Regions from separate parts of the Homo sapiens genome. Here region 2 is linked to region 1. A link is a contact called in ENCODE Hi-C or POLR2A ChIA-PET data. All regions are on one chromosome and are shown on one strand. The core of a region is the stretch at or near the end of the contact, and the rest is flanking DNA. Distances in the headings are between cores, read along the strand shown. Region 1 has its middle 64 kb from the start of PDGFA. Region 2 has its middle 71 kb from the start of FOXL3-OT1.

Region 1 (4,587 bases), core at 751-3,250:
TGCCACCCCTCCTCTGTGGGCCCCAGAGGCCTGGGGGGTCCCAGCGTTGGAGTGGGAGGTCTGGGGTGGGAGATCTGGGGGTCCCGGCATTGGGGTGGGAGGCCCGGGGGTCCTGGCATTGGGGTGGGAGGCCCGGGGGTCCCAGCATTGGAGTGGGAGGTCCAGGGTGGGAGATCTAGGGGTCCCGGCGTTGGGGTGGGAGGTCTGGAGGGGAGATCTGGGGGTCCCGGCATTGGGGTGGGAGACCTGGGGGTCCTGGCATTGGGATGGGAGGCCCAGGGGTCCTGGTGTTGGGGTGGGAGGCCTGGGGGTCCCAGCGTTGGAGTGGGAGGTCCGGGGTGGGAGACCTGGGGGTCCCGGCATTGGGGTGGGAGACCTGGGGGTCCTGGCATTGGGATGGGAGGCCCAGGGGTCCTGGTGTTGGGGTGGGAGGCCTGGGGGTCCCAGCGTTGGAGTGGGAGGTCCGGGGTGGGAGACCTGGGGGTCCCGGCGTTGGGGTGGGAGGCCCGGGGGTCCCAGTGTTGGAGTGGGAGGTCTGGGGTGGGAGATCTGGGGTCCCGGCATTGGGGTGGGAGGCCTGGGGGTCCTGGCATTGGGGTGGGAGGCCCGGGGGTCCTGGCGTTGGGGTGGGAGGCCTGGGGGTCCCAGCGTTGGAGTGGGAGGTCCGGGGTGGGAGACCTGGGGGTCCCGGCGTTGGGGTGGGAGGCCCAGGGGTCCCAGTGTTGGAGTGGGAGGTCTGGGGTGGGAGATCTGGGGTCCTGGCATTGGGGTGGGAGGCCCGGGGGTCCCAGCGTTGGAGTAGGAGGTCCAGGGTGGGAGATCTGGGGGTCCTGGCGTTGGGGTGGGAGGCCTGGGGGTCCCGGCGTTGGAGTGGGAGGCCTGGGGGTCCCAGTGTTGGAGTGGGAGGTCTGGGGTGGGAGATCTGGGGTCCTGGCGTTGGGGTGGGAGGCCTGGGGGTCCCAGTGTTGGAGTGGGAGGTCTGGGGTGGGAGATCTGGGGTCCTGGCGTTGGGGTGGGAGGCCTGGGGGTCCCAGCGTTGGAGTGGGAGGCCTGGGGTGGGAGATCTGGGGTCCTGGCGTTGGGGTGGGAGGCCTGGGGGTCCCAGTGTTGGAGTGGGAGGCCTGGGGTGGGAGATCTGGGGTCCTGGCGTTGGGGTGGGAGGCCCAGGGGTCCCAGCGTTGGAGTGGGAGGCCTGGGGTGGGAGATCTGGGGTCCTGGCGTTGGGGTGGGAGGCCTGGGGGTCCCAGTGTTGGAGTAGGAGGTCCAGGGTGGGAGATCTGGGGGTCCCGGCATTGGGGTGGGAGGCCCAGGGGTCCCAGTGTTGGAGTGGGAGGTCTGGGGTGGGAGATCTGGGGTCCTGGCGTTGGGGTGGGAGGCCTGGGGGTCCCAGCGTTGGAGTGGGAGGTCCGGAGTGGGAGATCTGGGGTCCTGGCGTTGGGGTGGGAGGCCTGGGGGTCCCAGTGTTGGAGTGGGAGGTCTGGGGTGGGAGATCTGGGGTCCTGGCGTTGGGGTGGGAGGCCTGGGGGTCCCAGCGTTGGAGTGGGAGGTCCGGAGTGGGAGACCTGGGGGTCCCGGCGTTGGGGTGGGAGGCCTGGGGGTCCCAGTGTTGGAGTGGGAGGTCTGGGGTGGGAGATCTGGGGTCCTGGCGTTGGGGTGGGAGGCCTGGGGGTCCCAGCGTTGGAGTGGGAGGTCCGGAGTGGGAGATCTGGGGGTCCCGGCATTGGGGTGGGAGGCCCAGGGGTCCCAGTGTTGGAGTGGGAGGTCTGGGGTGGGAGATCTGGGGTCCTGGCATTGGGGTGGGAGGCCTGGGGGTCCCGGCGTTGGGGTGGGAGGCCTGGGGGTCCTGCCGTCGCATCGCTGGCTCTCCCTGAACCCCCTCCTGGTCTGGTCTCTCCCTTCCCAGTGGACCCAGCGTCATCGGAAACAAAAGCCAAGAATGCTGAGGGGCCCCCGGGGCCAGTGACAGCGGCTGGCCGGGCGCCAGCAATCACCATAGGCGAGTCGGGGAGCTGGCGGGTGGCCAGGAAGTGTCCCTACGGCTGCCTGGTGGGCATGTGGGCGGCCGGGCGGGCGGGCAGCCCAGGGAAAAGGCCCCTTCCGGGGGAGCCCACGGGGAAGCAAGGTCACCCTCAGACCCCAGCCCGTCTGTGCACGTGTGAGCGTGGGGGCGGGGGGCAGAGGGAGCCCCACTCAGAGGTGGGGAAACGGAGGCTCAGCGGGGAGTAGCGACTGCATGTGATACTCACAGTGGCCCCTGTGCTCCCCGGGGACACGGACACAGCCGTCCCCACGTCCTGCGTCCAGCCCAGGCCTGGCACAGGGAGGAGGGAAGGGCCAGGCACTGTGGGAACTCTGTGTTGTGAAGCTGCCCATGGCCTCGGGTTCAGGTGGATGCTGCCCCGTTGTATCCACGTGGAGATGGGCCCCAGCGATGCTCCAGGGCGGGAACCTGACTCTGGGCTCAGACTGCTCCTGACTTCTGAGCTTCCCACCTGTCCGGGCGAGGCCTGCATGGGCCGGTGGAGGTCAGGAGAGGCAGAGCTTGGCTGACTGGGCCCCCGAGGACACACGGGGGACAGGGTGGATGCTGACCTGGGCCCGCGTCTTGCCCAGGCTGGGCCAGTGGAGAAGGCCCTGGTGGAGGCGTCCACCCCTCCTGGGTCCCCAGGGCACCGTCCCATCTGCAGCCCAACGGACATGCTGTTCTGCCCCAGCACAGGGGCTGTAACCTCGGTGCTCGGACGGACTCAGGACAGACGCCGGCGCTCCGATGCAGTCAGGACAGACGCCAGCGCTCGGACGGACTCAGGACAGACGCCGGCGCTCGGACGGACTCAGGACAGACGCGGGCGCTCGGACCGACTCAGGACAGACGCGGGCGCTCGGACGGACTCCGGACAGACGCGGGCGCTCGAAGGACTCCGGACAGACGCCGGCGCTCGGATGGACTCTGGATAGACGCCGGCGCTCGGACGGACTCAGGATAGACGCCGGCAGACCCACACCTCACTGAGGGCCAGGTGACGAGCCCCCTCCACCAGGAAGGCCTCCTTGCTCTGGCTGTGCGGCCCCGGCTCGGTGGCCCCCGGCAGATTTTTGTGGGTGCTGCGGGTGCTGTCCAGGGGGAGATGCCTGGTGCTGCTGTGTCCCAGGGCAGCCCCTGGGAATGGACACCCTGCCCAGGACGTCCGCCTCCCTCTTACAGACAGGGAAACTGAGGCCTGCCTGCAGCTGTGACAAGAAGGGCTGTAGAGGGACCCGTGCATGTAGGTGGGGGTCTGGCCACCCCAGCTGGTGAGCTCCCACTTCATCGGCTCCGCAGGCCCAAAGCCCAGTCAGGTGCAGGAATTGTTACCCCTTCCTCAGGTGGCCGTGTGGACCCCTGGAGAGAATTCTGACTTGGAGTCTGCATAGAGTCAGAACCAGGCTCTGCCACCCACTTGGGGAGTCTCTTGCCCAACCTGGGCTTGTTTACTCAGCTGTTGTGGGCAAGAGACCCCTCGCCACCCGGGGGGGGAGGGCTGGAGGATCCAGGGGTCTCCCCAGACCTGTCACAGCAGCTCAGGACAGTGGCGTCAGGACCACGAGGGTGGTGGGCGTTCCTGTGCTGGGTGGGGGTGCTGAGGGGGTGGCATTCTCCTCTTCCTCCCCACAAGAGCCTGAGGAGCCCTTGCCTCCGGGGCGTGTAGATGCAAGACAAGCATCGTTTTACTCCAGGGAAGAGCAATGCTGCCCAGGAGGGCCCGTCCACCTGTGGGGCCTGGAGATGCAGGACAAGCATCATTTGACTCCAGGGAACAGCAATGCCGGCCGGGAGTGCCCATCCATGGGAAGATGCTGGAGAATCGACGTGGTTCCTGGTCCTGCTGCTGGGTCAGGACCTCAGAGGCCCCTGGAGTATGTGCCTAGCCCACCCGCCCCCAGGCCCTCGCCTTCCATAACCAACTCAAAATGAAAACAGACCAAACCATACAATAAAAACGTGCAATTTTAACAGTGGGGGAGCCTAACGTGGGCGGAAGGCGCGGGCTGCCCGGGGTTGGATTCCGGGCCTTTCCTTACCAGCTGCACGACCTTGGGGACGCTGCGTACATCTCCCTGTCCTCGATTTCTCTTATCTGTGAAATGGGGAGATCACAGAACCTCTTTCAAGGTCCCTGTGAGTGTGTTCATAGATACAAACCCTTAGAACGATGTCTGGCATTAGACACAGTGATCAACAATCAGGTGTTATCATTGAACGTGACACACGGAGCCCGTGTCTGCTGGAATGAAAGCAGGTTCCTTCCGGGTTTGGGCTGCTCCTGAGTTCGCTTTGTGCCTGTGGGTCTGGACAGTCCAGGCCTCTGGGGCCTTTCCCCAGGGCTCCAGCCAGACAATGGTGGACACGGCGCAGGGGCAGAGGGTGCTGGCCGGCCTCAGTGTGGCAGGAAGACCTTCTACCCAGAGCATGGGGATGCCTGAGCCACCCCATCCTGCCAGGAGAGCATGGCTGGTGCGGGCGCCCCCCCCAACCCATGGCACTTGTCCAGGCCTGAGGCACCGGCTCCCACAGTGTCTCCAGGGACCACGGCCTGTGCTGGCCGT
Region 2 (4,676 bases), core at 591-3,090, 93 kb after region 1:
ATCTCTGCAACGTAGTTGTATCGTGTCTGTTCTTTTTATTGCCGTATAACACACAGGGTATGATGTGACGTGTGCTAATATTAAGTGCTTGGATCAATGATTTTTTTTGTTTTTTTTGATACGGAGTCTCGCTCTGTCGCTCAGGGTGGAGTGTCGTGGTGTGATCTTGGCTCACTGCAAGCTCCGCCTCCCGGGTTCAAGCAATTCTCTTCCTCAGCCTCCCCAGTAGCTGGGATTACAGGCACCTGCCACCACGCCCGGCTACTTTTTGTATTTTTAGTAGAGACGGGGTTTCACCATCTTGGTCAGGCTGGTCTTGAACTCCTGACCTCGTGATCTACCTGCCTCGGCCTCCCAAAGTGCTGGGATTACAGGCGTGAGCCACCGCGCCCAGCCCAGATCAGAGAATTTTTTTTACAAGACACAGAACCTTCTCAGGATGCCACAGGCTGCCTCCTGCACTTCCTGTCAGCGCGGCTTTTGCGTAGCTGTGGGCCTGACTCTCAGGGCCCCCCGCGTCCCAGGCTTGCCGGCTGCTCAACTGAAATCTCCTATGTGCACTCTTTTGCTTCCGGCTTCTTTCCCTCCATGTCATGCCACGAGGCCCATCCGGGCGTGTTCTGTCCCCTGACCTGCTCCCCTGCAGATCCGCGTTTGCATGGTCTCCAGCTTCTTGCGGTCACCAGTATTGCAGACGTGGGTGCTCGTGCGTGTCCTGGGCAGGTGCATGAACTCAGCCTCTGGTGTGTCCCAGGGGCCTGCTGGGCAGTCGCACGTGGCTTCGGAGCCTGAGTGGATGTTACAGAACCGTTACTCGAAGAGCATGCATCAGCTGCTCCCTTGCCAGCAATGCATGAGAGTCTTCCCACTAAGGAAAGGGGGCAGCCTGGCTGAGTGCAGTGGCTCATGCCTATGATCCCAGCACTTCGGGAAGCCAAAGCAGGAGGATCATTTGAGGCCAGGAGATCGAGCCCAGCCTGTGCCACATAGTGAGACCCTGTCTCTACAAAATGCAAAATGTAGCTGGGTGCAGTGGCATGCATCTGTAATCCCAGCTACTCAGGACGCCAAAACAGGGGCATCTCTTGAGCCCAGGAGTTTCAGACCAGTGTCGGCAACATAGTGAGACCATGTCTCTACAGAACATTTTAAAAATTAGTTGGATGTGGTGGTGCATGCCTGTAGTCCTAGCTACTCGGGAGGCTGAAGTGGGACGATCACCTGAGCCTGGAAGGTCAGAGCTTGCAGTGCGCTGTGATTGCACCACTGCACTCCAGCCTGGGTGACAGAGCCAGACCCTGTCTCAAAACAAAACAAATTCCAGGTTCAAATGCCCTCGCTGGTGATGTTTATCAATATATTCAAGAAACAAATAACACTATCTTTAACCCGTCAAGAGAACAGCAGTGAAGCAAGCATTCTCCATCCCATCTCAGGGGGCGAGAGGCCCTTGACACAGAAGGGAGATAACAGCTCCTAAAACATGGCAGTGAGGCTCAACGGCTGAGCGCGTGGACGGGATCGCACCTCGTGGCTGCCGTGTCTATCCCAGGACTAGAAGTGGTTCAGTGTCACAATGGCAATGAATAGAATCCTCCACACCAACAGGTTTAAGGGAAAAATCTTACAGTCATTTCAACAAATGAGAAAAGAATGTTTGATAAAAGTCAACGTCCTTTCAGGAAAAAGATACTTCAAGTAGGAACAGCAGCGCCTCCCTAACCTGATAAATGTGCAAACACCCACAGCAGAAGCACCCCCGGAAGCTTTTGCTTTGATATCGGGACCAAGGGGCGGTGCGTTCCAGCACCATTTCACCAGCGTCCTTCCGCAGGTCCGGGCCAAGGCAGGAAAAGGAAATGAAAGCTAACGAGATCGGAAAGGAAGAAATACAACTTCTGACAGTCACGGAGGATACGGTTATGTGTGTTCGAAGAGCTGAACAGCACCAGGGTAAATTATGAAATCAGTAAGACAGCTGGGCAGTTTGCTGGAGACAAAATCAATATACACAAAAATCAGCTGTTTTTCTTCATATGCCAGAGACAAAGTGAAATTTAGAAAAGATGTCATTTACAAAAGCCTGAGCCTATTAAATACTAGGAAGAACAAACAATGTGTAAGATTTTTATAGAGGAAGCTGATGTAAAAAAACATGGCTGAGAGACATTTGAGAAGACTCAAGTGAATGGTTCCTTAAATAACTGTATTCATGAACCGAGAAGTCCCAAGTTACAAAGATGTCAACTCTCCCCAAAGGAATTCAGGCATCTCACGTACTCCATAGCCAGACTTCTGCAATTGTTTGTGGTGGTTCATGGAAAACTGACTCTACAATTTATGTTGAAAGTCAAAGAACTGGGAATAGCTAAATCACTCTCGAAGGGCAGAGATCAGGGCAGGAACTGGGGATGTCTGTATTGAGGCTTATTAAAAAGTCATAACATTTGTGACAAGGTGATGCTGAGGTGGGGACAGAACAGTAGTCCACACAGCATGGAGTCGGGACAGGGAGGCAGCGGCGTGAGTGGGAGGGAGTCAGGACAGGGAGGCTGAGGCGTGAGTGGGAGGGAGTCAGGACAGGGAGGCTGAGGCGTGAGTGGGAGGGAGTCCGGACAGGGAGGCGGAGGCGTGAGTGGGAGGGAGTCGGGACAGGGAGGCTGAGGCGTGAGTGGGAGGGAGTCGGGACAGGGAGGCAGCGGCGTGAGTGGGAGGGAGTCGGGACAGGGAGGCTGAGGCGTGAGTGGGAGGGAGTCGGGACAGGGAGGCAGCGGCGTGAGTGGGAGGGAGTCGGGACAGGGAGGCTGAGGCGTGAGTGGGAGGGAGTCGGGACAGGGAGGCAGCGGCGTGAGTGGGAGGGAGTCGGGACAGGGAGGCAGCGGCGTGAGTGGGAGGGAGTCGGGACAGGGAGGCTGAGGCGTGAGTGGGAGGGAGTCGGGACAGGGAGGCAGCGGCGTGAGTGGGAGGGAGTCGGGACAGGGAGGCTGAGGCGTGAGTGGGAGGGAGTCAGGACAGGGAGGCTGAGGCGTGAGTGGGAGGGAGTCGGGACAGGGAGGCTGAGGCGTGAGTGGGAGGGAGTCGGGACAGGGAGGCAGCGGCGTGAGTGGGAGCGTGGCTTTGGGACAACCGGACGCCCACATACAGAAAGCAGAGAGTGCTGTCCCTCTCCACACCACTAAAGGCAGACCTGCATGGATTAAATTCCTAAATGTAAATAAACCCCGTCATGGTTTTAGAAGAGGATTTAAAGGGCTGTTTTCATGACTTTGAATTAGGGATGGATTTGTGAAACAATCTACAAAATTATTCGTCATAAAGGCAAAGATTGGTAAATTCTAAAACATTAAAATAAAGACATTCTGTTACATTAAAATCTACCATAAAAGGAGTGAAAAGACAAGCCCGAAGCAGGACATGTGCCATATATATATTTGACCAAAAAAGGGAGGCCCAGAAGATTTAAAAACGTCAACAGGCGTCGACAAGCAAAGCCCCCGACGGCGGAAGATGGGCACACGGAGTCACTGAACAGCTTCCCAGGCGTGACCAACGCTCGGCTCCTTCGCAATCAGGAAAACGCAAATTGAGATCACCACGAAGGACCCTTACGCACCAGCAGATCCGCAAAACTTAAAAAGCCTGGCCCTACCCAGGGCTGGCGAGGACGGAGCAAGGGGACCCTTGGCCAGACAGTGCCCGGTGGCACCAACACCCGGAGCTGCTGGGCTGCCCGCGTGGGGCCGGCACGACTCTCCACCTATCTCTAAAGACGTGCATGGCAGACTCAAGGAGTTTGTGGGATGTTCACGGCAGCGTTGCTCAGAAAGCAAGACGCTGGAAACCGCCGGAAGCCAGTCACAGCAGAGGGATGGCTCAGCCCTTTCACACCGGGGAGCACCGCGGGGCGACGTGCTGGCGCTGGCGGGAAGGAGGCTTGCGTTGTGCACTGGGGAATGGGGCACAGGCCATCGCTGGGGGTTCAGTTTTGTGTTTTGGGAGTTAAGAAACAAAGCTAAATAGTCTATGGCAAAACTGCATGGGAAAAGGCAAGGCAGCGGCCGCCACACACCAGAGCAGTGGCTTCTGAGAGAGGAGGGTCGGGTGTGAGAGGGGAGGGCTCACTCGGCGTCCTCCTGGAGTGCTTACGGGGCCCCCGCACCGCCGTTGTGCAGAGCCGACACCGACGTCTGTGTTCACTCTGCTGGGAACACGATCACTCTTAGAAACGGAACTTTCAACAGAAAGGAATTGATTCTACTTGGAGCTGGATTGGGCTGCTTGTGGCCCCCACCCGCCCCTGGGGCTCTGCCCTGCCCTGGCTGGGCTGGTACACCTGCTTCCGCCCAGATGTGGCCCCAGCGTGCGTCCTGGGGATGCCCCTCCTGCAGCTCAAACACCCCACATCCCTCCCTTCCTCCCGTGTGGTTTTTCCATTGACTTTGGTGGCTGCCACAGACGAGCCAGCCCTCAAATCCCTTTCGCCGGTGGTCAGGGTAGGAGTAAACACACAGCCCTGAGCCACTTCTGGGTGCCCAGCTGGGCTCTGCGGTGAAGCAACCCTCCCCAGGAAGCGGCTTCGGCCCCACTCACTGGGCGCCTTCCCCAGACCACCTGGGAGGAGGGCCCCCACCTGCAGGCAGCCACGGCCCTGGTGCAGGAGGTGCCAGGAAAACAGG

Evidence for each region. Hi-C counts contacts between places; a loop is a spot of excess contacts on that map. ChIA-PET counts read pairs that join two places held with the same protein, here RNA polymerase II (POLR2A). Pooled maps may share reads with other maps.
Region 2: a pooled map shows a loop between it and region 1 (2.4-fold over the local background). The contact joins two enhancer-like sites. A Hi-C loop is called at or near these places in 1 of 50 pooled maps. POLR2A ChIA-PET finds 5 or more read pairs at or near these places in 3 of 52 experiments (activated T-cell, activated naive CD8-positive, alpha-beta T cell and naive thymus-derived CD8-positive, alpha-beta T cell).

What each region holds. Positions count from the first base shown.
Region 1 is chr7:453,209-457,795 of GRCh38, reverse strand. No RefSeq gene overlaps it. Among named protein-coding and RNA genes, the nearest start is that of PDGFA, 64 kb to the left of the region's middle. Within about 2 kb of position 2,000, at least 2 of the 41 ENCODE cell types and tissues checked have a DNase peak (open chromatin) inside an H3K27ac peak, as active enhancers do.
Region 2 is chr7:359,760-364,435 of GRCh38, reverse strand. No RefSeq gene overlaps it. Among named protein-coding and RNA genes, the nearest start is that of FOXL3-OT1, 71 kb to the right of the region's middle. Within about 2 kb of position 1,840, at least 10 of the 41 ENCODE cell types and tissues checked have a DNase peak (open chromatin) inside an H3K27ac peak, as active enhancers do.